2 separate regions of the Mus musculus genome follow, and region 1 is linked to region 2. The links are chromatin loops, found by intact Hi-C in ENCODE. Cell type or tissue: gastrocnemius. All regions are shown on one strand. Each heading gives the region's core, and the rest is flanking DNA. Links, peaks and the distances in the headings are about the cores only.

Region 1 (14,610 bases), core at 1-8,000, 86 kb before region 2:
GGTGTGGTGGTGCACAACTTTAATCCCCACATTCAGGAGGCAGAGGCAAACAGGTTTCTGAGTTCAAGGCCAACCTGGTCTACAGAGTGAGTTCAGGGACAGCCAGGACTGTTGTTACCCAGAGAAAACCTGTCTTGAGAGGTGGGTAGTATATGATTGCCAATAATTAAAAGCTTTAAAGTAGTAGTGAGTAGGAAAGAAAATCATATAATCTTTTTCTACTTTCAGTTTCTGTGTCTGAGCCTGGGAAAGGTAGCAGGCAGAGAGGGGCAGGTGACAGCAGGGGAGGGGCAGGTGACAGCAGGGGAGGGGCAGGTGGGGGTGAGGGAGGGGCAGAGGGGAAATAGGTAAGGCGCGGGGAGTGGAAGAAATTCATACCCTGTGAGTGAGTCTCGGGGGTCTCAGGAGAGTCAGGGGCAAGTAGACACCCCAGGTCTCTAAAGATCTGTGGTGTCCTGTTTCTCCTGGCTCTCCTCTCTCCCAAGGTTTTCTTATCCGCAACTGCACAGTCACTGCCAATGCTGAGTGCAGCTGTTCCAAGAACTGGCAGTGCAGGGACCAGGAATGTACAGAGTGTGACCCTCCTCTAAACCCTGCACTGACCAGACAGCCATCTGAGACCCCGAGCCCACAGCCACCACCCACCCACTTACCTCATGGCACAGGTATGCAGCAGGCTGCTCCTTACCCAGTCGGGACAAGGCAGAAGGCTGCCTACCCAGCACTGCCCAGTCTGTGTTTACCCCTAGCTAGGTTCTGGGCCAGCATGTCTTCCTCCTGTCTGACTCCTGCAAAATCACAGGAAAGCCTGGGACATCCTGGGAGGTTTCCTGCTTGTGACTCGCTCTGTCTGTTTCTTCCAGAGAAGCCATCCTGGCCCCTACACAGGCAGCTTCCCAACTCGACTGTCTATAGCCAGCGGTCATGTGAGTTGTCTTCCTAATCCCCACTCCACAGAGAAAGCACAGAGGAAAGAGGCCAAAAGAACAGCCATGGGAAACCCCTAGGTGCTGGGTGAGGGAGAGGGGTACAGAGTTGGGGAGAAAGTTCGGTGGATAACTTGCTATACAAGGGTGACATAATACCCAGGGCCACAGGGAAAACCAAGCAGAGTATGGAAGCTCGTATCTGTAGCCCTCACATTCAGAGGCAGAGGCAGAGCCAGCAGAGCTCAAACCAGCAAGCTTCCAGGTCAGGGAGGAATCCTGTCTCAAGGGACTAAACTAGACTCCGAGAAAGACACAGAGACAGACAGAGCTGGAGGCAAAGGAGGGGGAAGCAGACTCTAGTTAGAGATTAGGAGAGAAAGGACTGGTCCAACAGGGGCAGGGTTACTCAGGAAAAGGACAGACAGACAGGGCTAAGGGTCCAGGGTGAGATGCCCCTCCAAAGCCTCGGTGTGCTCTTGCCCGTCACAGCCCATAGACCCCTGTGCAGCTCGGACTGCATCCGGATCTTTGTGACCTTCTCCAGCATGTTTCTTATCTTCGTCCTGGGTGCAATCTTGTTCTTCCATCAAAGAAGAAACCACGGGCCAAGTAAGACACAGGCCTTCCCTCCTGTCTCTCAGCTGTGCTACCCACACCTAAAGCCCCCACACCTACTCCACCCACCTACTCTGGCTCCTCAAGTGTCCTTCCCCCAGACTCCCCAAGCCCCCCAGCTCTCAGCCCTCCACTTGGGCTTTTCTCCTCTTTTCTCCCCTTCACCTTTCTTCTCTCCACTGCTGACCGATTGTGTTTGCACAGATGAAGACCGGCAGGCAGTGCCTGAAGAGCCTTGTCCTTACAGCTGCCCCAGGGAAGAGGAGGGCAGTGCTATCCCTATCCAGGAGGACTACCGGAAACCCGAGCCTGCTTTCTACCCTTGACCGGGTGCTGGTGGGGCCCTTTCTGACGAGGGGCCATCCACAGAGACCTCAATGGTGGCCTGCTCCCCTGTCATGGTCATCAGAACCCTTTCCTGTGAATACTCAACAAACTGCCCTTCTGAGACCAACAGGGACAAGAGCAGGATCCCAGTGTGTGGCCCAGCAAGCTGGGGAGACTCAGGCTCTAGCTATAAAGCACACTTACTCTAAGTGAAACCGTCCAGCTGACAAAACTACATGCCAGGGGTGGAAATGGCTCACCAAGGGCTCCAGAGGGGGCTTGGCAGTGAGGAGCACGAAGTGTTCCTCCAGAGGACCAGAGTTTGATTCCCAGCACTGTCAAATGGATCGAAACCAGCTGTAACTCTACTTTCAGAGGGTCTGACACCTTTGACCTCCTCTGGCATCTACAAACACAGGACGGACACACACACACACACACACACACACACACACACACACACGATTAAAAATAATAATTTTTTTTAAAAAAATGGAATGAGCCACCGGCAGGTGCCCTGGTACCAGAAGGACTGACTGCCGTGAGAGACACTATCTACAGACACACAGACTTCCTGGCCTTGGTTCTGTCTTCTCTGTAAGTTGTGACAGTGCTGTGGGAAAGCTGAGGCTGAGACTTTCTCTCAGTTGAGCTAAAACTATAAATAAATTCATTTGTCTACTTCTATACACATTGTCCCTTCTCTCTGTGCAGGCAAACACTGGAACCCGGAGCCAAGCCTTACGGCCCAGGGACTCTAGTAACAAGCCAGCTATGGACACTCTCCATGTGCTATTCCCCTTCCTACAGAATGAGGGTAGGGGAACAAGAGGAGGAGGAGGAAGAAGAAAAAAAAGAAGGGACAGTGAACTAGGAAGAAGGATAGTGTAAATGCTAACTTCAAATACGCACACCTACAACTGAAACAAACAAACAAACAATCCCTCAGTGTGGCCCTGAGCTTGTAATTCAAGGGGTTAAGTGGTGTGACAAGGGCGGGGCTTGGAGTAGAGACAGCAGGAGATCACTGCTGTGCTTGTTGGCTACCAAACAATTCCAGGTTCAGAAAGAGACCCTGTCTCTGAAGAATAAGGTGGGGTAATAGAGCAAGACACCCAGTGCCCTCACCGAGCCTCCACACACAGGCAGGGCTGGGCATACTCACCCACACAAGTGTATACACCGCATATACACAAATACAAGTTAAAAGTGAGACTTCACATAGCTGTCCAGCCTCCTAAAATTCCAATCCTAGAACTAGGCCACACCCCATCTCGTCTGTTCGATCACAGATCTGAACAGGGAGTTGTCACCAGGGCAGACCCAAAGGATTTAACATGGACTGAAAGGAAGAAGGGTCCAGAGTACCGGGGAATCTATCTTCTGGCTCCACCCCCTCTCCAGCCCTCTCATAGTTGGGGCTGATGGGAAAGCTGATGTGGTGATACCAGGTTTTGAAATCACCTGGGGATTTCTTGGGTGCGGGGTGGACCTTAGGGAGAACAGAAAGCAGAGCTGGCTGCAGCCATTACTGGCCTCGGGCGGGCGGCCACAGAGGCAGTTGAAGTGAAAGTGAAAGAGAAACGATAAGAGAACGGAGACCACAGGTGCTAAGTGAGGGTGCTCACAGAACCCCCTCTTCAGCCAGAGATCACTAGCAGGGGAACTGTGGAGAAGGCAGCCAGCAAGGAAGAGCCTGAGAGTAGCCTCCATGGGCTTGGAGCCCAGCTGGTATCTGCTGCTCTGTTTGGCTGTCTCTGGGGCAGCAGGGACTGGTGAGTGCGGAGACCAGGCTGGGGCCTGGGGGACTGGGGGGGAGGAAGCGCCAAGCTAAAGGAGCCCCAGGAAGCCACCTTCTCAGAACAGCACCAGCTTGTCTGCTAAGCCCAGCAAATGAGTGCGGCACTCACAACATGCGGAACCAGTTTGGAGAGGGGTACGGCAGAGAACTCACAGAAAAGGGGGGCTTCCTCGATGGGAAGGCAGGGTGTTAGCATTCTGTGGGACAGCTCACTGCCCTGAGTTGAATCCTTAGAAGAGGAAGGGGCTCCCCAGGCTAAGAAATCATTGGGTTGGTGACTCCTGGTGGGCGTGGCTATGGCAGAAAGCAGAGGCCTCTGGGAAAGTTGGGTGATGAGAAAAAGGTTGTCAATGTCCCTAGGAACAGCAGTGTCTTGGCTCCTCTCCCCTGTGGCAGTATTTCTTATTCCTTTTTTTTTTTTTTTTTTTTAACCTGAGAATTCCTTTCCAGAAATTCCCTTGCATCCCACAGCTGAGACTCAGAAATACAAAGCATAAACCCCTCTGGCTTTGATCAGGACAGATCTAGGACTTGAAATAACTCACAGAGCCGCTGCCTGAGTAGCAGGTGCCTCAGCAGAAGCTGGGTTTATAGATGACACCAGGACAGCGGGGCTCAGAAGGCACCTTTACCTGCTGCTCAGCCCGGGGCTTGGTGAAGGGGTGGGAAGAGTGTGGAGGACGAGGGTGCTTGTTCCACTTTCCCTGCAGACCCTCCCACAGCGCCCACCACAGCAGAAAGACAGCGGCAGCCCACGGACATCATCTTAGACTGCTTCTTGGTGACAGAAGACAGGCACCGCGGGGCTTTTGCCAGCAGTGGGGACAGGGAGAGGGCCTTGCTTGTGCTGAAGCAGGTACCAGTGCTGGATGATGGCTCCCTGGAAGGCATCACAGATTTCCAGGGGAGCACTGAGACCAAACAGGATTCACCTGTTATCTTTGAGGCCTCAGGTAAAATCTCCCCATCCTAGGCTTCCTCCACAGGAACAGCCCCGTTCCCAGTTCTATCTACCCACGCCTGCCCCCCCCCCCCCCCGGTCTGGCGTTGTCCATCCAACATTACTTCTGTATGCTGCCCTTCTCCCCAGTGGACTTGGTACAGATTCCCCAGGCAGAGGCGTTGCTCCATGCTGACTGCAGCGGGAAGGCAGTGACCTGCGAGATCTCCAAGTATTTCCTCCAGGCCAGACAAGAGGCCACTTTTGAGAAAGCACATTGGTTCATCAGCAACATGCAGGTTTCTAGAGGTGGCCCCAGTGTCTCCATGGTGATGAAGACTCTAAGAGATGCTGAAGTTGGAGCTGTCCGGCACCCTACACTGAACCTACCTCTGAGTGCCCAGGGCACAGTGAAGACTCAAGGTGAGAAAACAAAATGCAGTGGCACAGGAACATTTTGTATTATTGTGTGTGTGTGTGTGTGTGCGCGTCCATGCGCACATACGTGTGCACATGCCACAGCACATAGGTAGAGATCAGAGGACAGCTTATAGAACCTACCATGTGGTTTCCAGGGATTGAACTAGTTCACTATGCTTGGCAGCAAGCACTTTATGCACTATGCCATCTCAATAGCCCCAAGATAGTTTTTTGGTTTTTTGGTTTTGGTTTTTTTTTTTTTTTGGGGGGGGGGTTGTTGTTTTTTTAATTTGTTTTTTGTTTGTTTGGTTGGTTTGTTGGTTGGTATTTTGTTTTCTTTTGTGGTTAGAGATGGGATAGAAGGAAGAAAACAAATATCCCACAGGTCCTCCTGAGGTACCCATAGAGCTTCATCTTTTCTTTCTAAAATATCCTGAGTCAAGAAGAGGGGATGCTAGGAGATCCTTATTCGAGCAAGCATCAAAACATAATAATCATCAGGTATTTTCTCCAAAGTGGGGAAGCAACACATGAGGACACTGTAGCTACACATGTCACTACACTCTTATTTAGCCAAACTCATGTTTCCTCCCAGGGAGAGGGAGTCTGGTCTGGTGCTTCATGGCAATTACAGCAGAGCACAGGGAGAAAGAAGTGCTCAGTAGCTCTTACTAGTGAGCCCATTCCTCATTCTCTCCCACTTAGTACCTCCTACCAGGTTCAAAACCAAGAGGAAACATATTGACAGGCACCTGGAGAGTCCAGTTCATTATTTTGCCTCCAAAAAGGAGAAAATCAAGTCCACAGAAGATGACGATGAGGGGGCCCCTCTCCTATCCCTGCAAACCCCTAAAACATTAGCCTTTAGTATTATGTTGTCCCATACTGAGGATAGAACCTAGAGCCTTGTGCTAAACACGAGCTCTACTACTAAACTACAGCTTCAATTCCTTTTTCAGTTTTATTGTGAAACAGGGGTCTCACCCAGATGCCCTGGCAGGCCTGGAAACTTGTGATTCTGTCATGCCTCCTTAGTAGCTGATGGTACAGGCATATACTACCACACCCTCCGGCTCTACAGTCCTTTCTGAATGTGCCTTGCCACATCAGAAAAGATGTTCAGCATCTCCTATCCTTGGCCATGGGTAGTTTAGTGCTTCTCCCTTTTTGAACTTATTCAGATCTACAAATAAATGAAACAACATACCCCCACCCAGCCGTGACTTATTTCTGACCTATTTCGTCAGCTGTCATAGTTCCTCTCTACCCGACTAACATAGATATCCTCCCCTGGACTGACTAGGCTGTAGGGACCACAACACTTCACCCCCAAATGCTCCCATGTGCAGTTAGGGCTGATAGCTGAAAGTCAAGGCCACTCTGCTTCACAATAACCAAGGATCCCAAAAGCCTATCAAGGCTGGGGAGTGCTCTACTCACAGTAACAAGGGTCCAGTGCACACAGGACTTAACAGTATTTCATTCATGGAAAGACGTGACTATTGAAGCTGGACGTACTGTCCACATCTGCAGTCCTTGCACTTGGAGGGACTGAACCACGAAGATTGTGGGTTTAGGCTCTCATGTGTGCCTTGCTGCACCATTAATTTATGGCTCCACTGGACAGGAAATGAACTCAGTACCACTGTCCAGGGAAGGGAGCCGGAGCTGTCTGTCCATGGCTCAGAGGCCAGGTGACCTTAAGGAAGAAACAGTCTGTAAGTCACCCTTTCTTTCTCTCTACAGTGGAGTTCCAGGTGACATCAGAGACCCAAACCCTGAACCACCTGCTGGGGTCCTCTGTCTCCCTGCACTGCAGTTTCTCCATGGCACCAGGCCTGGACCTCACTGGCGTGGAGTGGCGGCTGCAGCATAAAGGCAGCGGCCAGCTGGTGTACAGCTGGAAGACAGGGCAGGGGCAGGCCAAGCGCAAGGGCGCTACACTGGAGCCTGAGGAGCTACTCAGGGCTGGAAACGCCTCTCTCACCTTACCCAACCTCACTCTAAAGGATGAGGGGAACTACATCTGCCAGATCTCCACCTCTCTGTATCAAGCTCAACAGATCATGCCACTTAACATCCTGGGTAAGGACAGGCCTTGGGTTTTCTGGGATAAGGGAGAGGGAGATGCCTATGGGAATGTTTCCCAGACTAGAATCCAACCCCAGAGAAAATTTCCTCAGAGAAGGAATGCATTCCCACAACCCAAACACCATCTTCATTCTGGAGGTGTGGGTGATCAGATAAGGCGTCTCACTGAATGCCAAGATAATACCCCCAGGAAATAACTACATCAGAATAAAAACCCTGGGCTAGCTGTCTGTAATTTCAGTCCCCTGGACCATTTCCTTGAGAGGGACCCTGCAGGTGTCCAGGCAAGGAAGTCAATCACAGGGAGAAAGAAACCTTGGTTCAGATTAACTTCTTCAACCTGGATCCGACTTGGGAAGTCTGATACAAGGCGATTTATCCCCAACAAACTTAAACGCAGTATAACTGGGGGAAAAGTTATGCTGGTATAATACAGTCCCTTGTAATTACATCAAAACTGGACTTAGAGTCCATGTCATTTCTTTCAAGAAAATGGGTTCTAAAGATAGGAAGCCTGTATTAGCTTTAGGGCTTTAGGGAAGGCTCTGAGATGTTCTCAGTCATACAGATAGTGTAGAGGTCATTTGGGCTATCAGCCACCTCTGGTCCTGGTTTTGGGAGCTTGGGGGAGCCCCCTGGTTATACAGATAATATAAGGGTCATTTAGATCACCAGCCACCTCTGGTCCTGGTTGGAGGAGCTTGGTATGGCCTGGACCAACAGATAACACAGATCCAGGCTATTAATCACTTCCAATTTTCAGCTTTGTGGATGGAAGAACAGGTTTTTGGGGGTTTTTGTTTCTTTGATTGATTTTAGAACAGGTTTTTTAAAAACATCTTTCCCACTGTAAAGACAGTCCTGCGTGCTTCATTCCTAGTTGCTCTGGAGACCTGCGGCCACAAGGGCCTTCATCTTATGTTCCTAGCACTTCCTAATGGCGGCAACAGCCAATTAAGGACAGGCAGAAAGCAGTTCTCAACTCAATGAGCAATCACTGGCTTGCAGAGGTGATAAAAGAGAAAACCAAACGGTAGGGTATGTGGCTCAGTGGTATAGCACTTGCTAGTACTTATAAGGCCCTAGGTTGAATTCCCAGCCTTTTAAGATCTGTGTCCAGGAAGAGCCCTCACCCCAACATCTTGAAACACTGAGGAGTTTCCGTCTCTATAACATACCTTCACGCTTAAAGAGGCTGCAGGCTCCTCTGAGGGCTCTGGTCGGATACCTCTAAAATCTTACTCCTTGTTCTTTCTCCAGCTCCCCCCAAAATACAACTGCACTTGGCAAACAAGGATCCTCTGCCTTCCCTCGTCTGCAGCATTGCCGGCTACTATCCTCTGGATGTGGGAGTGACGTGGATTCGAGAGGAGCTGGGTGGAATTCCAGCCCAAGTCTCTGGTGCCTCCTTCTCCAGCCTCAGGCAGAGCACGATGGGAACCTACAGCATTTCTTCCACGGTGATGGCTGACCCAGGCCCCACAGGTGCCACTTACACCTGCCAAGTCGCCCACGTCTCCCTGGAGGAGCCCCTTACAACCAGCATGAGGGTTTTGCCAAATCCAGGTACTGGGGGTGTCCTCTCTCCTCCCCTGTCTGTATTCAGGCTGGGACTCCCCTGCTTACAGGTCATCTTTGGCTGTGTGCTATTCTCATGCGTTTCCTCAGTTCCACCTTCTGCACACTCTTTATCTTATCTTTATCTTTCCCAGAGTGGCATCCTCTACCACTATGAATCCCCAGCCTCCAAATAATGAGATGAGTAAGCTTGGGCTGGGTATCAGAGGTAAAGGAGTGCTGCTCCTTCCCATAGGAGCTAGAGAGACAAATTGAGGCAGACAGGGAAAAAGACCCAAAACAGACCTTTGAGCCCAGCCCAAGTTCAGCAGGAAGCCCTTAAGACTGGAAGCACAGTCCATATGAAAACCAAACGACACAAGAGTCTACAGAAAACCTAGGGGCCTGAGGGTGTGTGCAAAAAAGGGCACGAGGCAATGATACTTAAGACGATTACATCTGCACACCCATATGACCAAGCATTGGAAAGTCAGCTTCTACACTAACTTTAATATTTTATGTGTTTGCGTGGTTTGCCTGCTGTAGTGCACCATGGGCAAGCAATGCCCATGGAGACCTGAAGAGGGCATCAGATCCCCTAGCACTGGAGGTACAGATGCTTGTCAGCCACTATGTGGCTGCTAAGACTGGAACCCAGGTCCTTTGCAAGAGCAACAAGAACTCTTGACTTCTTAGCCAACTCTCCACCCCCAATATACTCAAGAGCTTCTGAGGGTGATCTCACATATTACACCTCCCATTTATTTTTGGAAACCGGTCTTCCTGAGCAGGCTGGCCTCAAACTCCTCTGCCAAGCAGCCCTCCTACTCAGCCTCCCAAATAGCTGGGACTACAGACACCATCGCCATGTCCAGAATTCATCTTACAGATGAGTAAGCTGGCATTTGCAGACACTGAGCAGTTTGCCCCAGGTTCTCTACCAATATACAATAAAGGAGACACTATAACCAAAAGGCAAGCTGCAAGCCCTTACGTGTTTACACCCTATATCTACACACACTTCATCCCAAAGGCCACAGAATGCTGCAGTTTCAGGCAGGAAAGGATGTGCACCTCACAATGAAATATCCAAGAGCTCCAGACCTATTTGGTTGCTCGCTAGACTATGAGCTTCCCCAAAGCTTGCCTTTTGTTTTGGCTCACATCATTCCCCAGCTATTTGCTGGTAGTCACTGAGATAGCCTCATTCTCTTCTGTAAAACATTTTCAAATGTCCTGAGATAGAATAGGGTCTAGTGGGGTGTGCCTATAAACACAGCACTAGAAGGCTGTGGCAGGACTCCTAAGTTCAAAGCCAGCTTGGACATCATGAGGCCCTGTCTCAGAATAACAAAGCCCCGATGGAGTAAGAGGCAGAACAGCAACACACAAACTTGAGAGTCTTGAACAAGTGCAGTGCTGCTGCGTGGGCAGGCTCCCGTCCTTCCGTGAGGATTCACAGCACCCAGGCCAGAGCTCCCCTCCTAAGGGGAGGGGTACTGGAGGGTGAGGGCTCAGCATGTGGTCTTGTGTTCATTCTCACCCACAGAGCAGAGAGGAACCTTGGGAGTCATCTTTGCCAGCATCATCTTCCTTTCTGCGCTGTTGTTGTTTCTGGGACTTCACAGACAGCAAGGTGAGTTTGTAGATCAACCTACTCTCAGGTATCTGCCCACCCAAACCAGGGATGAAGTCCAGTGTGCTGAGTTCCAGATGTTTCTACCATACCCCCAACATCTGCTTTTGGAATTATCCCTATTGAAAACAATCTTGTTCCGTTTTTCTCTCAGCTTCTTCATCAAGGTCCACCAGGCCTATGAGGCATTCTGGGTAGCCGCCTGCCTGCCTCCGAATACAAAGTAAAGTACTCCACATCCTGGCTACTTAAAGGACCCCGTGTGAGGTGTGGGGCTGAGCTGGGCCTGAAGGTGCCAGCACATTGGGAGTGCAGTACTGGCCCTGGACTGTACAAGTCTCTGCTTTCTGTGCTATTGAGAAGAGAGCCCTGGGCTGATGAAAAGGGACAGGACAAGAGGATGGCAGAATTATCAAAGTGGAAGCTAACACCATCTATGTGAGGTATTAAGAAATCGGGGGTGGGGGCTGGTGAGATGGCTCAGTGGGTAAGAGCACCCGACTGCTCTTCCGAAGATCTGGAGTTCAAATCCCAGCAACCACATGGTGGCTCACAACCATCTGTAACGAGATCTGACTCCCTCTTCTGGAGTGTCTGAAGACAGCTACAGTGTACTTACATATAATAAATAAATAAATCTAATAAAAAAGAAAAAAAAAGAAATCGGGGGTGGGGGGACACACAGGGGAGGGTTACCTAAAAAGGGCTTTCCTTCTCAAAGGAGAAAGGGAAGGAGGAATGGGGGTGGGTCTTCATGCAGAGGTACTAGAAGGAGAGAGGGAACTGATATTGGAATGTAAAATGAGTAAATGAAAAAAAAGTCAGATGTAAAAAAATTCTCTTAGAAAAAGGATCAAAGTGAGGGAAGCGGGAGAGGCTGTGACCACTCATGAATGCCAACACTGTCAAAATAAAAACATGCTGTGACTACAGCGCACTTTCTTCTCTCTCTCCCTGTTGGTTCCAAAACATTCCTAGCTGCTCCAACTCCCAACTCGTTGTTTCAAGGTACGAAGCAGAGGCCCTGGGCTACATCTGCACCGTTACATCATCAGATATTAGGGTTCTGACCCTTCAGACAGCTGCCAGGAGTTTTGGGAGAGTTATACAACACTCCCTCAGCTGCACGAGAGCTTCCTTGTGCTCACTGCTATGAAATACCTTATGGATACAGTGCATCCGAGCCTATAAAGACCATGAATTATGATGTCTGTTATCAAAAGTAAAGTGGGGGGCTAGAGAGATAGCAACCCGTGGATAGGAGCGCTGGTAGATTTTCTACACAACCTGGATTTGGTTCCCAGAACCACATGGTAGCTCACAACCATCTGTAACTAATTCCAGGAGTCTAACGCCCTCTTCTGTCTTCCTAAAGCACCAGACATGCATGTAGTACTCACACATACATGCTAGAAAAACAGGTATATGCATAAAATAAAAACAAATGCATCTTTAAAAATATCTGTGCATGAGTGTGCCTGTGTGTATGTGTACCACACGCACCCAGATGCCTGCAGAGGTCAGACGGGGCCCTGGATCCCCTGGAACTGTAGCTACCTACAGGTGTTAGTGGCCATGTGGGTGCTGCAAACGAGACCTAGGTCCTCTGAGAGTTCTCTTTAGTAGATCTATTTATCTTACCATTTTATGTGTGTTGAGTGTTTTGTGTGCAAGTGTGTATGTACACCACCTGTGTGCCTGGTACCAGGAGAGAGTGTCAGATCCCCGGGGACACACAGAGGGCTGGGGTCGGGGTGGGAGGTTGTGATCCTCCATATAGCTGCTATAAATTGGACCCAGGTCCTCTGCAGAAGTAACAAGTGCTCTTCACTGCTGAACCAACTCTCCAGCCCTAAATTAAGATTTTAAAAATTAAGTTGTGAATGATGGTGCATGCTTTAATCCCAGCACTCAGGCAGCAGAGGCAGGGGGATCTCTCTGAGTTTGATGACAGCCTGGTCTACAGAGTACATTCCAAGGCAGCCAGGGCAACAAAGAGAAACCTTGTCTCGTGGGTGGGGGGAAGGTTTTCTGGGTTTAGAAGCTAGTTTTTGCAGACATTAGGAACAGACCAATGTCTTAAAAGGAGGTGGGGGAAGGGCTGCAGAGATGGCCCCGTGGCTGGGGCACTGGTTGCTCTGGGGAGGATCTGGATGCCAGGCACACACATGTTGTAAATACATACATGCAAACACTCACACGCATACAATAAACAGAACTAGATCTTGAAGTGAACTTGCTATTTCAGAAGAATTAGTATGGAGAATCTACTTACAAGGCAAGCACAATGGGGCACACTGGAAACCCTGTCTTGAAAAACTAAAGAAAATAGAAATGAAGCTGAAGAGGGGAACAAATCATGCATGAGGACCAAGGAGGTACGGGCTGGAAGCCTCCCCCAAGAGGTGACAAGCAGGTGGAGAGGCCTGGGAGGGGCTGAGAAAGCCTGCAGCTGTCTGCTAGCATTTGGTGCCCACTCAGCTTCCTGTCAGCACTTCCTCTCACCAGCACCTGCAAGCCTGGCTGTTTCAGGTATGAAGGCTAAGACACAGACCACTTCCGCTGCCAACACAGAGACTTTAATCTCCAGGAAGAACAAAGAATACACACATCAGCCCTTCTGGCCTAGAGCCAACATAGGACACCACCTTCCTCTCCCCCTCCCCAGCACAGCCCAAACAACAATCAAGTCAATGTTGTGGTAGGAATTTGTATTTTTCGCCTTTGTTGAGAATACATGAGATTGGTAAATATGTCACATGCCTTTGGTGGAAGTACAACTCTTACTACTATACATAAACTGTGAGACTGGGTTAGGAAAGAGACAGAGGTAATGACAGACACGATGGAAGCCCCACATCATCCCATGGCAAACAAAGAGGAGATGTGGGAAGCTTGGCTTCAACTGACTGCAAAGTCCCAGGGTTAGCTGCATATTTGCTCATGCACATGGGTGGTGGGAGGGAGAGAAGACTGCAGAGACACAGAAGGGGGTTCAGGGTGAGGTGAGATAGAAAGTAGAAGGACTAACACCCCCAGAAGAACGAATGCCAACTACACCTAAGCCTTAGATGGACAGAAACCCAGGAAATAATTCCCGTGCTGGGGCTGGGTGGGCCAACAGGGAACATACGCTCCAGGCTTGGGACACACCAAGGACAGTGTTGCTTCTTCTCCAGAGATGGCTCCCTGCACTAGGCAAAGGGAAGCCCAGAGCAGAGTGGAGACCTTCGGGGGACATTGGGAGGCTACACTGACTGCTTTCTTCCAGCTCTTCAGCCCTGCCCTGAGGCAGCACGAAGGGAAGGTGGAAAATGGGCCAAGGGAAAGGAAGGATCGATGGCTCTGCAGAACGAAAGGCTGCTGCGTGGGAAGTGGACCCCCGGCCTAGCACGGCCCTGCCTCCTCCAGTTTGTGGACCAGAGCACAGAAGGAATAGAGGTCTGAGAACATTGCCCTCCTCTTCCCACCCTGCCCTCCACCCGCCGGGCACCTGGCTTTGTCCCATGCGGGATCCTATCATGACACTAGAAGAAGCCCCCGAGACAGACTGTGCAGCTCCTATCCTCGGCTCCAACAAACACAGCATGCAAAGGGAGTGAAAGACAGGAGGCAATGCAGAATGGATGGGCACAGCGGCTGCAGGGAGAACTAACGGAAGAGTGGCAGGCAGCTGCGGATGCGAGGCCCATGCCGCACAGCAGCGCAACGGCACACCAACACAGCCTGGACCCTCCTATCCAAAACTGAGCTGCGGGATCAGTGGACTTCTCTAACTCTGGAAAGGCCCTCCTGCCTCCCCCCGTGTTACATACAGGGTAGTGTGGAGGAAAGTGTTCTGTGGCAGCCTGGGAGTCTTGCCATGCAGCTCTCATTTCTCGTGATCAACAACAAGGGAGGGACAGGCCTTTCATTAGTGAGATGGCAAGAAGCACACTCCTGAAAGCTTGTTATTTTCCAAGCCCCTGATTCCCTGAAATTATTTGGTGCCTTCATGAATAACATCAAATGCTTCAGGTGACATGAAGAGAAGCATGTGGGATGGCTTCTAGGAGAAGGTAAGAGTGTCCTGGTGTTTTTACAACCAGAAAGTACGCCTTTCCTAGGCCTACAGAGAACAAAGCGAGCGAAAGGCTGTAAAGTTCCCCACAGACACAGAAAATCCTGTACTGACATGTAAAGAGTAGCTACAAAATACAAGTCTGACTTTTTCTAAAAGGGATTTGAAGTTGGTCTTTAAACAGACCTCTGGGACCAAAGGCAGGCCTGGTATGGGAGAAAAGTTTCAAATAAG
Region 2 (14,739 bases), core at 3,320-11,319:
AGGGCAAGGCTGCGGGCGAAGAAAGGAGAAAGAGAAACGGAAGTAGACCAGTAAGATAAGGAGAGAAACGGCTTGTGGTGACCACAGGATGCTGTGTTTAACAAGGGCCAGAGAGCTGTTAAGGGCACTGGATGCTCTTCCAGAGGACCCTGGTTCAATTCCCAGCAGCCACGTGGCGGCTCAGTGCCCTCCATAACTCCAGTTCCAAGGGAATCCAATGGCCTCTTCTGGTATCCTTGGGCAGAAGGCACTCATGCGGTGCACAGACAGAATGGAAGCAAAATATCCATACACATAAAATAAATCTTTAGGAAAAGCAAAAAGTTGTGTTTATCAACTACGGAAGAACTGGGTTTGCTTTAGTTTTGAAGTCTTTCTCATTAGAGGACTCAACTGAACCCAATTCTAGCTGCGAGGAAGATGAGAGGCGTGTCTTTACTATGGGAGAGCTAGAATCACATCCAGATCTGGAAGGCCGCTGAAGGAAGAGACTAAAACGGGGGTGGGGGCGGGGAGGTGGGGGCGAAAGGGGACAAGAAACAGAAAGGAAGAAGGCATCTCTTTGGAAGGGCCCAGTGGCTCAAGACTGAGAGCGGGGTGGCTTAGACACAGGGACTGGGACAATAAGCTTGCGTGAGGTCACACTAACCAGCTTCTTCTACGGAGAAAGCAAGAGAAAAGATGAGAGGAACAGAGAGAAGAGAAGCAGACAGAGAGGGGGGAGGGGGAGATGGAGTTAGACATGGCTTCCAAAACCTCTCTCCTGAGGCTGTTCCTTGCCTCCCAGCCTAGTCCCACCAAGGGCCCCAGGTGACGAGATGTGTCCCAGGGTGAAGGGCAGCGGGACCTGAGATCCAGGCCAGCCATGATAGGAGCGTCTCTCCCTTGCCCAGCCCCGCCCGAGGGGGCGGCCAGCAGGCCTCTCACCTGGAACATCTGGATCATATCCTCACAGTTGCGCTGCTGGGCCAAGTCACAGAGCTTGGCCGTGATGTCAATGCGGCGGCAGATGTCCATGTCGACTTTCATGGCCTTTTCCTGGATCTTGGTGTCCAGCTCTGTCAGATTCTGTACCGGGAACATCAGGAGCAGTGAGGAGACACCCAGTACCCCCGCTGGAACCAATAAAACCACAGCAAAATCCTCATCCTTCCAAGTACACCACTGTCACCTCCTCCACGAAGCCCTGACCTGCTGGATGAAGCATCCCTTTTCTCAGGGGCCCATCCGACCACATTGGCGCATCCATCAGGAGCCTCATGAAACTCACACCCAGCCACATAGACCTGGGAGGGCTCCGCCTAGTCTGGGACGAGCAGGGCCTCCATTAAACCAACAACAGTTCTTTATATCCTCCTGAATGTAAATCTCCAGAGATGAAAGAGACAGCCAGGGAGTGGTGGTACATGCCTTCCATCCCAGCACTAGGGTAGCAGGCAGGGGCCGCTCTAAGAGTTCAAGGCTAGCCCGGCGGTGGTGGCGGACGCCTTTAATCCCAGCACTTGGGAGGAAGAGGCAGGTGGATTTCTGAGTTCGAGGCCAGCCTGGTCTACAAAGTGAGTTCCAGGACTGCCAGGGCTACACAGAGAAACCCTGTCTCGAAAAAAACGAACAAAAACAAAACAAAACAAGAGTTCAAGGCCAGCCTGCGCTATAGAGCAAGTTCAAGACAGCCAGGGCTGTTATACAGAGTAAGACTGCTTTGAAAAACTAGGGGGTGCCGGGCAGTGGTGGCGTACGCTTTTAATCCCAGCACTTGAGAGGCAGAGGCAGGTGGATTTCTGTCTGAGTTTGAGGCCAGCCTAGTCTACAAAGTGAGTTCCTGGACAGCCAGGGCTACACAGAGAAATCCTGTCTAGAAAAAAAAAAAAGAAAGAAAAGAAAAGAAAAAGAAGAACCAGGGGGTTTGGGGTTGGGGAGAGATAATAAATGACACTTGTCTCACTGTCTAGCAGTACACACCAGCCAGGGGCATCATCTGCTTCAAGGCGACCTTGAGATGTCCTTCCTCCTGCGCTTTTCCACATTCCACAGATGAAGCAAAGAGGTTTGGTGGGGAAGGAAGAGCTTTAAGGCCAGACAGCTATTGAGTGGCAGAATTCACACCTGGGCCTAGGCAGCCGGCTCCAGAGCTGTGCACGTTCCCATTTTGTTTTATTTTTTTATTTTATTTTTTATTTTTTTTAAGATTTATTTATTATTATTATTCATAAGTACACTGTAGCTGTCTTCAGACACACCAGAAGAGGGCATCAGATCTCATTATGGATGGTTGTGAGCCACCATGTGGTTGCTGGGATTTGAACTCAGGATCTTTGGAAGAGCAGTCAGTGCTCTTACCTGCTGAGCCATCTCACCAGCCCCCATTTTATTTTTTTAAACATAGCTGATGCTGGACTTGAACCCCTCAGCTTTCTGATGGTTCTGGCTCCACCTCCCGAGGGCTGGGATTAAGGTGTGAGCTGCCAGAGAGTCTGCTTCCGCTAATGGCTTGGACCAACCATGAGGCTGAGCCTCCTCCTTTACAACAGGGCAACAATGGAGACCGTGGGGAAGAGCAAAGCCCAGGGAGGAAGGGAAGGGGCGAGGACCAGGGGGAGGAGGGCAGGAACTCACATTACTCATGAGCCCCTTGAAGACCACCAGCTCTGCCTTCAGCTGCTCAACCTTCATGGCTAGCTCCTCTTGGCAGGCATCGGCCTCTTGGGCCTCCTACAGCCAGGAGACGGGGACATGATGTCAGTGTGGGAAAAGCCATGGGGTGGGGACAGGGATGCAGGGGCTGTGGGGTGGCTGCCCTCACCTCCTGGAGCTCAGTCACTCGCTCTTGTAGCTGTATCCGAACCGTGTATTCCTCTTCCCACCTGACAGACATTGGGAAGGGGAGAGAACACAGCCTAGAGTCCCTCCTGCCGTGACAGTGACAGCTCCTGTCCCTCCCTCCGTCTCAGGCCCAGGCTTCAGACCTCAGGTCTGGTTCCCTAGATGGGAACTGGTTGAAGCAAGAATTTACAGGCGGCCGGCCAGGGGGCAGCTGCAGCTGTTGAATGGCTCCACACTTCCTGGCAAGGGCTGAGCTCACCAACTGCCTGCCCAGAACCTCCGGACCACGTACCAAGAACTATATTTAAAAACAACTGCTACCACTTGGGCCTCTGCAGTACCCATCCCCACACCGGCCCGGTTCCGCCAGCTGTCTGGCTGGTCTCATCCCCCACCTCCTGCCCACACACCAATCCACCATGTCCCCCCTATGACCCAGTCTCCCACCTTCAGTGGCACAGATCCGGTCTCCCGCTCCTGCCCGCACAGACCAGAGCTTGTTAGGCTGTGCCCTGCCTCCTGTGAAAGCATCTGCAGGACACAGGCTGGGTCAAGAGCTGCTCAGCAGCCTGGCTGGGAGCAAAGTCCTTCCCCACCCAGCCCCTTGAAGTGAGCTCTAAGAAGGTCACAGGGCTGGCGTGATGTCCCCCCAGCAGCGTGAAAAAAGTGGGCACGGGAAGCTAGCTATTGCTGAATAACCGCACGCAGGGGAAAGGGAACCGTGAGTGGGTGAGAAGGCACGGCCAAGCTGTACAGCATCTCTCACCCAGAGCTCAGACCCACACTGTCAGCAGGCCGAAGGCACTTGCTATGGAGCAGTGACTATGGGGCGCTCGCTACCCAGGGCTAGGTGCACATTCCATCGTCATGGAGATGGAAGCTGGGGTGCTGCTTGACCATGCAGGTTCAGCACCCAAGGCAATGCCTGTGTGCGTGATCTCATCACTTCCGCCTGCACTCTGCCTGCACAGGCTTCTTCTGGCCTCAGAAAGGAGGGCAACGGAGCTGAAGAAGAAGACTCGAAATGAGACCCATGGAGAGGAGGCAGCCGAGGACAGCCTCTGCAGTCAGGAGGACTAAGCTCTCGGGCCCCTTCTCTCCTTGCTCCTGCCCCTCCCTCGCCCTCTCGGGTTCTATGACTCTCCCATGTCCAGCACCTACAGCCGCACTGCAGTGTTCCTAATAATAACTCCAGGCAGCCAGGGGAAGAGGCAGCCAGCCTAGCCACCACCCTGCAGCTGACCATGCAGCTCAGCTGTGGCCCTCCCTCACACCCTCTTATCCTGTTTCCTGCCAGCCCTGCACTCCCCCTCGCCTGCTTCTCCCTCTGTTCCAGCAGTGACAGAGTCTGATAACCTCACGTTACACGTTTTCTTACATGAGACCTTTGTCTTTGCTAGGCTCTGGTTTCTTCCTCTACAAGTATGGGATGTGGCATCCTGTGTGCCTAGAGTCTGTGAGTCTCTAGAGGAAAAGCCCATAGGATAGACAAGAGGTTACGACCCTGGCCAAGACGCGTCAGGGATGAACTTGATAAATCCCAGTGAAACACGAGCAAGTTTAAGGCAAGATGATGCTTAATGAGATGGCTCATACAGGGAAAGAAATCTGAATTATCTAGATGCCCGCAGTGGTCTCCAGCCAGGTACCGATGGGTGCAGTGTGGCCTGCATTCAAATCTCAGTTTGTTTGTTTTTTTTGCAAGGTTCCCATAACTTGGGTAGAATCTGGGCAAATTTCATAATTACTACATTTACCAAAGGCTTCGCCTGCAAATAAATCCTATATTTGAGTTGAAGGGAAAGAGCAAGGAGCATCCTTATTACTGGAAAAACTGAGCCCCAAGAAAAATATCACCCAGGCAAAGGAGCTAAAGACAGGAGCTAGGGGGTGGCGGGGCCTCCATCCCGCCCAGTTTAATAATCAAGCTCTGCATGCCATCCAGGCTAACGGAGTGGGGTGTGGGGGCACGGTGTGAGGAGCTCAGAAGGAGGGAGGGGGCACTGGGGTGGAAGGGCGAGTGTCGTGTACCATGCAATCCTAGCCGCGGGCCCTCTGCACGACCCTGTGCTGCAGTGATGAGCTAACCAGTCCCCAAGGATAACTCTTTGCTGCCCAAGACAGCTGCACCAAGGACAAACAGTCTCTGTTTTAAAAGATGGCTTGGAGAGGAGCAGCTGTTCCTAGGACTAGAGCAGAACTCCAGAACTGTCCATGCTCCACTGGCTGTTAAGCCCTTCAGGGGAGAAGGCAGGTGCGGGCAGGCCCTGGGCGGTGCCTAGAGGCTGGGATAACTAAAAACCCAAAGACATGGGCCACAGTCATGGAAGCCAGGGTGAGGATTGAACTTCAGGAAGCCTGCTGATGCATGCGATCTGGGGGATGCTAAGAGATCACCAACCCTTGAAGGTCACCCAGAGCCTACAAAGTGTTTCCAGGGCCTCCAAATAGTCCTCACACACGGCTATAACCAGATAGCGATCCCTGCCACCTTGGCCTGCACACACAGACCAGGCTATCCCCCAAAGGGTCACATTAGGTAAGACACTGGAGCCTCCAAATCTGGGCTTCCCCTCTGACCGCCACCAACTTCCTCCTCAACCAGGGCCTGGTCAGCCTTGAGAAAACTCTCTCTGCCTGTGGCCCTGTCCTGTTGCCTGGTTACCAGCCATCCAGGGAGTCCTCCTGGTAAACAGCCAGCACTCCAATGTGACATCCCTTCCTCTTAACTCTTATGTTAACCTGCTGGGGACAGGGTTCCTCTCAGAAAGCCAAACCTTCACCCTCAGAACACACAGTGCTGGTCCTGAGATAGCCGATCTGTATCTCTGTAGGGCGTGCCCATGTCCCAACTTTTTTTTTTTACTTGGTTCTGGTTGGAGATTCTTCTGATAGAGCGCCCCCACCAGCTTTATGACAGCCATCCCTTCTCCTTGTCCTAGGAGACCCCATACCCTTTCTCTCTTTTCCTGTGTGTTTTGACTGTTCCAAGCAATATCTTTAGCTTCCGGAGTCCTTGAGCCTCTTGTATGGAACCAGGGTGAGACCTGGCTTCTGGGGACATGCCTTAGAGGAGGCCCTGGGCAGGCACAGTCGCCCTTCACTACCTCCTTCCAACTTCACTTAATTTGCCTCCAGAATTAAAGCCGCATCCTTCACCCCATATGTGGAGTTTATGTCCTGAAATTGCCCCCAAGGTCTGAAGCTGGCCCGACAACCAAGACCCACAGATGCAGAGCTCTCTCGGATGTCTCCCTTTCATACCACACAACACCCCACAGTTAGCAGAGTCACGCAGACACTGCAGCCTGCATAAGACAGGGAGACATGCCAGAAGAAAGCATCAGTTCCCAGTGTTCTAGAAGGCTTCGAGCCACCAGTCTGACTTGAGAACTGTCTGTGGATTCTGGGGTCCCTGCAACCAAATCTTTCCCTGCTCCTCACTTTTCATCATCACAGGAAGTTCAACTCTTGTTAACACGATTCTTGCCCTCCGCCCCCCACCCCCCGCCCCCCACTTCTCCGTTCTAGGAACCCTCACTAACTAACTCCCTGCCCCTGTCGTGTCTGTGTGGGGCATGTCTTGAACCCTGTCCCTACCTTCGCTTGTACTCGTCCCGCTCCCGCTTCACTTTGGCCAGCACGTTGTACAGGGCACGGATCTCAGGGGTGATGGTGTCGATCTGGACGCCCACCCCGTCAGGGTGTACCCACGACAGGCCAGGCCCTTGCACCAGCGTGGGTTCCAGTCCTGGTCCAAGCCGGCGGGCGTGAGAGAAGGACCAGATGGTGCCAGGCATGAAGCGGGTCGACGAGGAGAAGGCAGTGGATGTGGAAGTGGAGGATGATGTGTGGCAGGCGGCAGAGGATGCTAAGGGTCCAGCTGGCGAGCGGGAGGGCGAGCCCAGCACCCGCGCTGATGGGGGGCACACGGCGGCCGGCCGGGAGCTCAGGGGCAGCCCCAGGGGCCGGATCGGGCTGATGAAGCCGGTCTGTACCGCCTGGTCACGGCGGGCCAGGCCCCGCCTGCCCTGCTTACCCTCCTCTAGAGCCTGCTGCAGCTGTTTCTCCAGCAGCCGATTTCGGCGCTCTAGCTCGTGCACCTTGGCTAGGAAGCAGCGAAACCGGAGGTTCAGGGTCTTCAGTACGTTGATGTTGGAGCCTAGGTCGTTGCGGAGAGCCATGGCTGCGGGGGGCGCCGGACCAGGCCCCGGAGGCGAATAGGCAGAGGGGCCGGCCGAGGCAAGCGGAGCCGAGGCTAAGTCCCCTCCCCCGGCAAAGTGGTCACCTCCCAGAGGGTCCCCCAGCGGCCCGGCCAAGCCTTGCTGCTCCTGCTGTAGGAGGAAGAGGTTGGGACCAAATAACGGATTCATGGCTGCGCCTTCTGCCGGGAGAAGGAGACCAGTGCAGCAGAGGGTGAGGAGAAGAGCCAATGAGATGCTTGTGGGATACGAGTGACCAATCAGATAGCCCGGCAGGAGGGCAAAGGTCATAAGGGAGGGAGCAGAGGGGGCCAATGAAAGGCCCTCATTAGGGCATCAGCGCTGAACCTTTCCCGGGTCTGAGGCCCCATGAGTGGGGTCAACCCCGGCAGGAGCCAGACTAGCCCTTCCCGGGGAGCCACAGCCTAAGATTCTGACTGTAGGCACAGGACCTCTGGCTCTTTAGAGACAGTCTTCCCTACTGCCCTCTCTTCTACCTGGTACCCTGGGTCGGACTCCTTTACTTTTTCCCATGAAGACTAAGAAATGGAGGGAGAAATTTACCATTTGAATAGTCATTTGAATAGTGCACAACTGTCTCTCCCCAGAGAAACCCAGGCCCACTTTCCTACAAACCGCCAGTACCCAGTCCCCTCAAAAAACACAACAGCAACTAGGAGTGGTAATATGTATATTAAATTTCATATGTATGCACAGGGGGAGGCCAGCCTTGCATCAGGATCTAAAAGTTCCAACCCAGAGACAATGTCAAGTTTCCAAGTCCATTTAAGACAACAGAGGCTGGCTGTTGCCCTTTGTCATTGATTTCCTCCTTTTTGCTGGTGGGGGCCTGGTGGAACTGTGGGGAGACACAAAGGGGGCTGAGGGTCCCTTGGAAACAGCATCTTCTTTCAGGGGAGCAGCTCCATTAGCAGGCTGCTGTGCTAACTGCTGCTTTCCTTTCTGTTTCTTTTTGGCTTCCCCAAGGGATGGAGCACAGTCCTTAGGCCTTGGGGCAGCACGGATTTCAGAGGGAGTCGGCACAGGAGGTGTTCTCGAGTCCTCAACCCTGGAAGGGGCGCTCGGCTTTGGGACAGCAGCCTCCTTAGAGGGCTTCCACTTAGGTCCCCGCTGCTTCAGCTTCTCAGACCTCTTTCGTTTGCTGTTCACGTCAGCATTCCCAGCAGACTGACTGGGCCTGGTAGACACTTGGGCATCTGGGACAGAAGGTTCAGTGGACAAGCCTGGCCCTTTGGCGATGCCGTTCAACTTCTGGAAGGGCTTCTTGGAATGTGGCTGTCTCAGCAACTGCTGCTTTGCCTTCACAGCCCCACGGGCTTTCTTGGTGGGCTGACTACCGTTCTCAGACTTTGGGGTGACCTGATCCTTCAGGTCAGGCTCTGTAGGGGTAGCTGCTGCCGAGTTTCCTGAGGTAAAAATTAAACAGATGGCTTGATCATTAAGAAACAAGGCAGGCAGATTTCTGAGTGAGGCCAGCCTGGTCTACAAAGTGAGGTCCGGGACAGCCAGGGCTATACAGAGAAACCCTGTCTCAAAAAACAAACAAACAAAAACCAAGGCAGTTGCCAGGCAGTGGTGGTGGCACAGCCTTTAATCCCAGCAATTAGGAGGTAGGGCCAGATGGATCCGAGTTCCAGGCCAGCCTTGTCAACAGAGCCAGTCCCAGGAGAGCCAGGACTACATAGAAAAACCCGGTCTTCAAACACCAAAATCCAGGCTGGTGAGATGGCTCAGTGGGTAAGAGTACCTGACTGCTCTTCTGAAGGTCCGAAGTTCAAATCCCAGCAACCACATGGTGGCTCACAACCATCTGTAATGAGATTTGACTCCCTCTTCTGGAGTGTCTGAAGACAGCTACAGTGTATTTACATATAATAATAATAATAATAATAAAAAACCTGGCAAAAAAACAAAAAAAAACCCACCAAAATCCAAAGAAACAATAACGAAGGCCCACACCTTAGGATAGTGCCCAAAAACTGACTACTCACACTAGTTCATGGTTTTTACTGAAACTATTTGCCCCACACGTTTTAAGGGATTACTACTCTTCTTGTCAGGTTTTCAGAGGAAGCTGCTCCCTCAGGAGGGCAGTATATAACAAGACATTCTAAGGAGTAAGTCCCAGGCTCTAAAGCAAGCCTAAAGCACTTGCTCGCTTGTCCTATCTCAGACTGTCATGCAATGTGGGGAACCTAGCTAGTATCAATGAGAACATCATCAAATATGGACTTCACTTATATCAAAACTTGCTTTTTCCTGGGTTTTTCTGAGACAAGGTCTTGCTATGTAGCCTAGGTGGTCTTGGACTTACTACATAGAGACCAGCCTGGCTTCAAACTCAAAAGATGCCTTTGCCTCTTAAAATGTGCTGTTTAAGGTTTTTGCACTGTGCAGAGCACCTACCTGGCAATGTTCTAAGTCTGCAGCTACTGAAAACAAAATCAGCCGGGCGTGGTGGCGCATGCCTTTAATCCCAGCACTCGGGAGGCAGAGGCAGGCGGATTTCTGCGTTTGAGGCCAGCCTGGTCTACAGAGTGAGTTCCAGGACAGCCAGGGCTACACAGAGAAACCCTGTCTCGAAAAACCAAACCAAAAAAACCCAAAAAACAAAAACCAAGCCAGAAACTACCCACTCTACTCAGGCCCTCTTCTCCTCCCTTCCGACTAACCCAAGGCAGGCAGAGCTCTGTTTCAGAACACCCCGCCCTCCCGAGCTGCAGGCCAACAGGAGGATGCCTGAGGAAACAAATTGCACAGCCACAAGCTCCATGACCTGCCAGAGCTCTGCAGTTTGTCAATCCAGTGCAGAGATGCTGGGCCAGCAGAGCCAAGAATCAAAAGCAAGCACAGCCTGCAGTGGGAATGCACTTGGGCTCTTGGTAGAAGTATGTGACGCGTCCCCCTCAACCCGCACAGTCGAGGCTCAGGGCTCAGGAACAACTGCAGCTGAGAGGATAGGGTCTTTCCTCCAAGTGCAGTGGCTGAGGGGAACACCAAGCTCCCCTCTCCCTGCCATGCTGTACCCTCTGCTCTCCACACTGCAAAGTGTGTGTGTGTGTGTGTGGGGGGGGGGGGGGGGGGAGGACACGACATCTAGCTACTGCCAATCCAAGTGAAAACAAAAACCCAGAAGGCAGAACTGCAGGCTGATCCCAGGTGTCTGTGGTCCAGACAGTTTAACTAAAAGAGAAAAGTAGGGTGTGTGTGTGTTGTGAGGAGTAGAGCATGAAGTCCCAGTCTTATCTCAGGAGTACCTGGCAACTGATTGCAGCTGGGGGTGTAGTCAGGTTTCCTAAGGGATGGATGGGAGGCTGTCAGGTTACTCACACTCCAGTAGATGGTCCCACATCCATCCACATAGCCAACACTCAATGGACTCACTGGGAGGGAAAGTGGTGGTAGTGGGAAATTTTAAACAACATTTCTTTAAAGAGTAGCGATGGTGAGGTGAAAACAGCAGGTAATGGTGTCTGCCATCAAGCCCAAACTTGATCAGACTACGTGGTGGAAGGTGACAACTCCCAAATTATTCTGAGCTCCATGTGTTTTCTGATAGGTGTGCTGGTGCGTACGCACGCACACACACGCGTATACACACACACACACACACACGCACACGCACACGCACACGATACAACATAAGCGAGTCAGGTGGAGAGCAGAGGCCAATGGCTGAGGTTGAGCTATAGCTCTCTCACACGCATATGAACACAACTCTACCACATACATACATGTATCACACTGCATACACAACGGACACATGCATCACGCTGTACACACATGCATTCATGTATCATCACACTGCATACACATGCACCATGCTGCATATAGCACACGCGCACACACACTAAAAAGACAGAGAGCCAAGGAGGTGGTGGTAGGGAAGAGCAGAGCAGATTACCTGCATGGGGCTGGGGAATAGAATTGGAAAATTTCTTGAACTTGGCGATAAAGAAACCGTCCATATTGTGAGTGTGAGGGTAGAAGCGCCGGGTGGAACGCAGAGTGGGGTGAAAGCGCCTTGCTTGGAAGCGGGTAAAACCTTCCTGGCCGAAGTCCAGGCCGGTGGGCACCAGCCGCACATTCCTCTTCTTCAAGGCATAGTCTACCACCCACTCGTTCTCTTCCACCTGGATGTGGAAAGGACAAATAGGAAGGATGGCCGTGCAGGTGGAGCTGAGAGAGCTCTCAGAGTCCAGTGCCCTCCACAGCAGCCTCCGCCATCTGCCCCCGCAGAGGTCTCACCGTAATGGAACAGGTGCAGTAGACCAGGTAGCCTCCGGTCTTGGAGGCAGCGTTCACTGAGTCGATAGCACTGAGCAGCAGTTCCTTCTGAAGGTGGGCACAGCGCTGGATGTCTTTCTCATCCTGCCCAAGAGACCAGGAGTGAGGGACTTCATGAGACAGCCTGAGGAACGGAGCGGCTGCCTACGGGGTCTTCTCTGATCATGACACTCCAGCCCCACAAGATCAGCCAAAGCCTCTCAAGCGGCCCCAGGCCCAGGCCCAGGCCCAGGCCCTCACCTTGTTCGTCTTCACAGCAGGGTCTTTGGAGATGACTCCTGTGCCACTACAAGGAGCATCCAGTAGCACTCGATCAAAGCCCCCTACCACCTGTGGAAAGGAGCCGTCAACCTGATGCTTGCTGCAAGCAATACTTCTAATTTCATAAGGACAGCACAACACAGTGATGTCACCAAGGGCAAGCCTCAGAAAGACAAGAGCCCACCTTGGGGAACTGGCGCCCATCATAGTGGCTGATGATGGTGTTGGTGACTCCCAAGCGGTGCAGGTTGCCCACCACGCTCTTGAGCCGGTCTGCATTGGCATCGTTGGCAAGGATCACTCCTGTGTTCTTCATCAGCTGAGCTAGGGGCAGGGAGCAGGGAGTGCCAGCCAGCTCAGCAGCACTTCCTCTGCCTCACACCCACTACCTCCTCCCCAGCCCAATCCCATCCCTCCAAGGCCAACTCCTTTCTGCCCAGACAGCCAGTACTAAGTCCATCCACATGGCTTCCCCTTCTGCTAACCATCTTTCTGGTCCCCGTCTCACCCCCCACCCCCACCCCCAGTTTAGGGAGAACAAAATCAGAAGTCAACCAAGGCCAGGCACAGGTTAAATGACAGAGCTGAACTTGGAGCCTAGATTGCAGAAACTGCCCCTCCCTTTCTGCGAGGGGCATTGTGCATGCTAGGTCTGTGCACGCTAAAGCAAACTGCTCTGCCACTCTGCCACAGCCCAGCCCCCTTGCCTAACTCCCCAATTTTAAACTCCAGGTTTCTGGCTCAGTCTCCTGCTCTTCCATTTCCTAGAAGAGGCTTAGCTTCCTGTTCCAACTGCCCCTCCCTTTCTGTGAGGTGACGGCATACCAAACTGGATCACCTTTAAGGTGTCACCAATCTAGATTCTTTCTGAAGTACAGGCAGACGCCTGCACCCGGCCTGCCCTTTGCATACCTATGTAGCTGGTCTTCCCCCCAGGAGCACAGCACATGTCTAAGATCCGCTCATGCTCCTGAGGTGCCAGGGCCATGACGGGCAACATACTGGAAGCTCCCTGCAGCATATAGTGTCCAGCGAGGTACTCAGGGGTAGCGCCTGTGAAGGAGGGCCATGGTGTGACATGCTGGCAGAGGGAAGGGACAGAAGGGCTAGCTACCAGCTGGGGACACTTACCAATAGGCACTGAAGAATCATATACCACAAGTCCAGACTTTGACCACTTCCCCAGTGGATCCAGATTAACCCCACGATTGATCAGAGCCTGAGAATAAGGAGGGAGATGTCAAAACCATGATATTCTACCCCCAAGACAGCCATGCGGGAGAACCTGGTCCATTGCACTGCAGCTCCAAGCACAGCTCTCATGACAGCCAGCAGATTCACCTGGCAGATCTTGCCCCCTTATACCATCCATATGCCATCTGCCTACAGTGCGTGCGTGGAACCCAAGGCCTTGTAAAGCCTGAACAAAGGGTCGACCACTGAGCCACTCTAGCCCGTCCTCCAAGACCCTTGTTTTGACATGGGGTATAGCTATGTAGCCTGAGCGGTCTGCCTCAACTTCACAAGTGCTGGGATTAAAAATGTAAACTACCGGATCTAACCACACAGCCCAATTGGGCATCGCGTCTAGAGCTAGGATACAGGAAGAACTGCTGGGGTACCCCGACGTGTGTCAGTGGGTAGAGTGCTTGCCCAGCATGTGCGCTCACTCCCCAGCAGTGCATAAAACTAGGCACAATGGCACATGCTTGTGCCCAGTATTCCAATGGCACATGCTTGTGCCCAGCATTCCAATGGCACATGCCTGTAGCCCAGCATTCCAATGGCACATGCTTGTGCCCCAGCATTCCAGAGGCACATGCTTGTAGCCCAGCATTCCAGAGGCACATGCTTGTGCCCCAGCATTCCAGAGGCACATGCTTGTAGCCCAGCATTCCAATGGCACATGCCTGTAGCCCAGCATTCCAGAGGCAAACCCAGGAAGACCAGAAGTTCAGTGGTAACCTGTACTACAAAGCAAGCTTTAGGTCAGCCTGGCTTCATGAGACCTGCCTCAAAACCTGAAGGAAACAAAACGTTTAATCTCAGCCCCTGGAAGGTAGAGGCCGGTGATCTCTGTAAGTTCAAGGCCAGCAAGGGCTTACATAGTGAGATTGGCTCAAAAACAAAACATGAAACTACAATACGCAGGGCTGGAGATGGCTTAGCCCCGTCCCTGTGGCAGGGGTTCTGGACTGGATGCCAGCACCTAAATAGTGGCTCACAACAATCCATAGCTCCCACACACTCACACGGTGAATACTCATAAATAAAACACGTAAAATAAGCTCAGTACAACAATAAAAAACAAACAGTATGTGCACTGGCTGGTTGTGTGTGTCACCTTGACACAAGCTGGAAGTGGGGAGGGCCCACTGTACGTGGTGCCAACCCTGGGCTGGTTGGTAGTCTTGGGTTCTATAAGAAAGCAAGCCAGTAAGTAACATCCCTCCATGGCCTCTGCATCAGCTCCTGCTTCCTGACCTGCTTTAGTTCCAGTCCTGACTTCCTTGGTAATGAACAGCAGTATGGAAGTGTAAGCTGAATAAACCCTTTCCTCCCCAACTGCTTCTTGGTCATGATTGTTTGTGCAGGAATAGAAACCCTGACTAAGACAGTATGCAAGGTTAACACTACTGATTTTAGAAGCAAAGTCTTTTTTTTTGTTTTGTTTTTTTGAGACAGGGTTTCTCTGTATAGCCCTGGCTGTCCTGGAACTCACTCTGTAGACCAGGCTGGCCTCGAACTCAGAAATTCGCCTGCCTCTGCCTCCCGAGTGCTGGGATTAAAGGCATGCGCCACCACTGCCTGGCTAGAAGCAAAGTCTTTAACCTGGGGCTCCCGAATCCTTGTGTAAGAATAAAATCTTACTCTTGTGTGTTTTTTATGTTTTCCTGGGGCGAGCATCGTTTCTCGGCTTCCTGGTGCCCTCCCTCCAATCCCCTAGGTCGCAGTTCTTCCCCACGCTGGTGCCGCATCCCAGGCGCAGGCAGCACAGAGGCACACAGATCGCAGGCCTGGGGGCCAGGCTTGGAACAAGGCACTCTCAGGTCTGAAGAACACACCCAGCTACAACTGGGCAGGGTGATTCACGGGTGAGCCAGAGTCCAGTTCTGAATTAAAAGGACACTGACCTGAGCAAGGT

Evidence for each region. Hi-C counts contacts between places; a loop is a spot of excess contacts. Peaks named below come from ENCODE experiments on the same cell type or tissue, not always from the same donor. Only the 100,000 strongest peaks of a DNase experiment are listed, where the experiment ranks them.
Region 1: it touches region 2 in a loop (1.9-fold over the local background); 3 of 42 quality-filtered maps call a loop at or near these places.

The regions. Positions count from the first base shown.
Region 1 is chr6:125,220,570-125,235,179 of GRCm38, reverse strand. Tapbpl (TAP binding protein-like) reads left to right here and starts at 3,320. Exons shown (of 7, transcript NM_145391.2): 1 at 3,320-3,646; 2 at 4,383-4,625; 3 at 4,763-5,035; 4 at 6,779-7,117; 5 at 8,384-8,689; 6 at 10,230-10,316; 7 at 10,471-10,975. The coding sequence starts at 3,583. The coding sequence ends at 10,514. It overlaps Cd27 (CD27 antigen), which reads left to right. Exons shown (of 6, transcript NM_001033126.2): 3 at 486-665; 4 at 864-926; 5 at 1,419-1,538; 6 at 1,749-2,558. The coding sequence ends at 1,870. It overlaps E130112N10Rik (RIKEN cDNA E130112N10 gene), which reads right to left and starts at 3,911. Exons shown (of 2, transcript NR_015604.3): 1 at 3,826-3,911. Mir8113 (microRNA 8113) reads left to right here and starts at 368; the gene lies at 368-496. It also overlaps Vamp1. In gastrocnemius, for the core only: no CTCF peak of the experiment used is centred there; DNase peaks (open chromatin) are centred at 3,418, 3,714 and 3,892; H3K4me3 peaks cover 2,638 bases; H3K27ac peaks cover 4,122 bases.
Region 2 is chr6:125,137,714-125,152,452 of GRCm38, reverse strand. It overlaps Nop2 (NOP2 nucleolar protein), which reads right to left. Exons shown (of 16, transcript NM_138747.2): 9 at 14,729-14,739; 10 at 12,726-12,813; 11 at 12,507-12,647; 12 at 11,779-11,918; 13 at 11,574-11,663; 14 at 11,295-11,417; 15 at 10,951-11,179; 16 at 7,700-8,452. The coding sequence ends at 7,812. Iffo1 (intermediate filament family orphan 1) reads right to left here and starts at 7,229. Exons shown (of 9, transcript NM_001302779.1): 1 at 6,424-7,229; 2 at 2,804-2,864; 3 at 2,617-2,712; 4 at 928-1,068. The coding sequence starts at 7,196. In gastrocnemius, for the core only: a CTCF peak has its summit at 7,220; DNase peaks (open chromatin) are centred at 5,479, 6,693, 7,235, 8,092 and 2 more places; H3K4me3 peaks cover 4,435 bases; H3K27ac peaks cover 4,829 bases.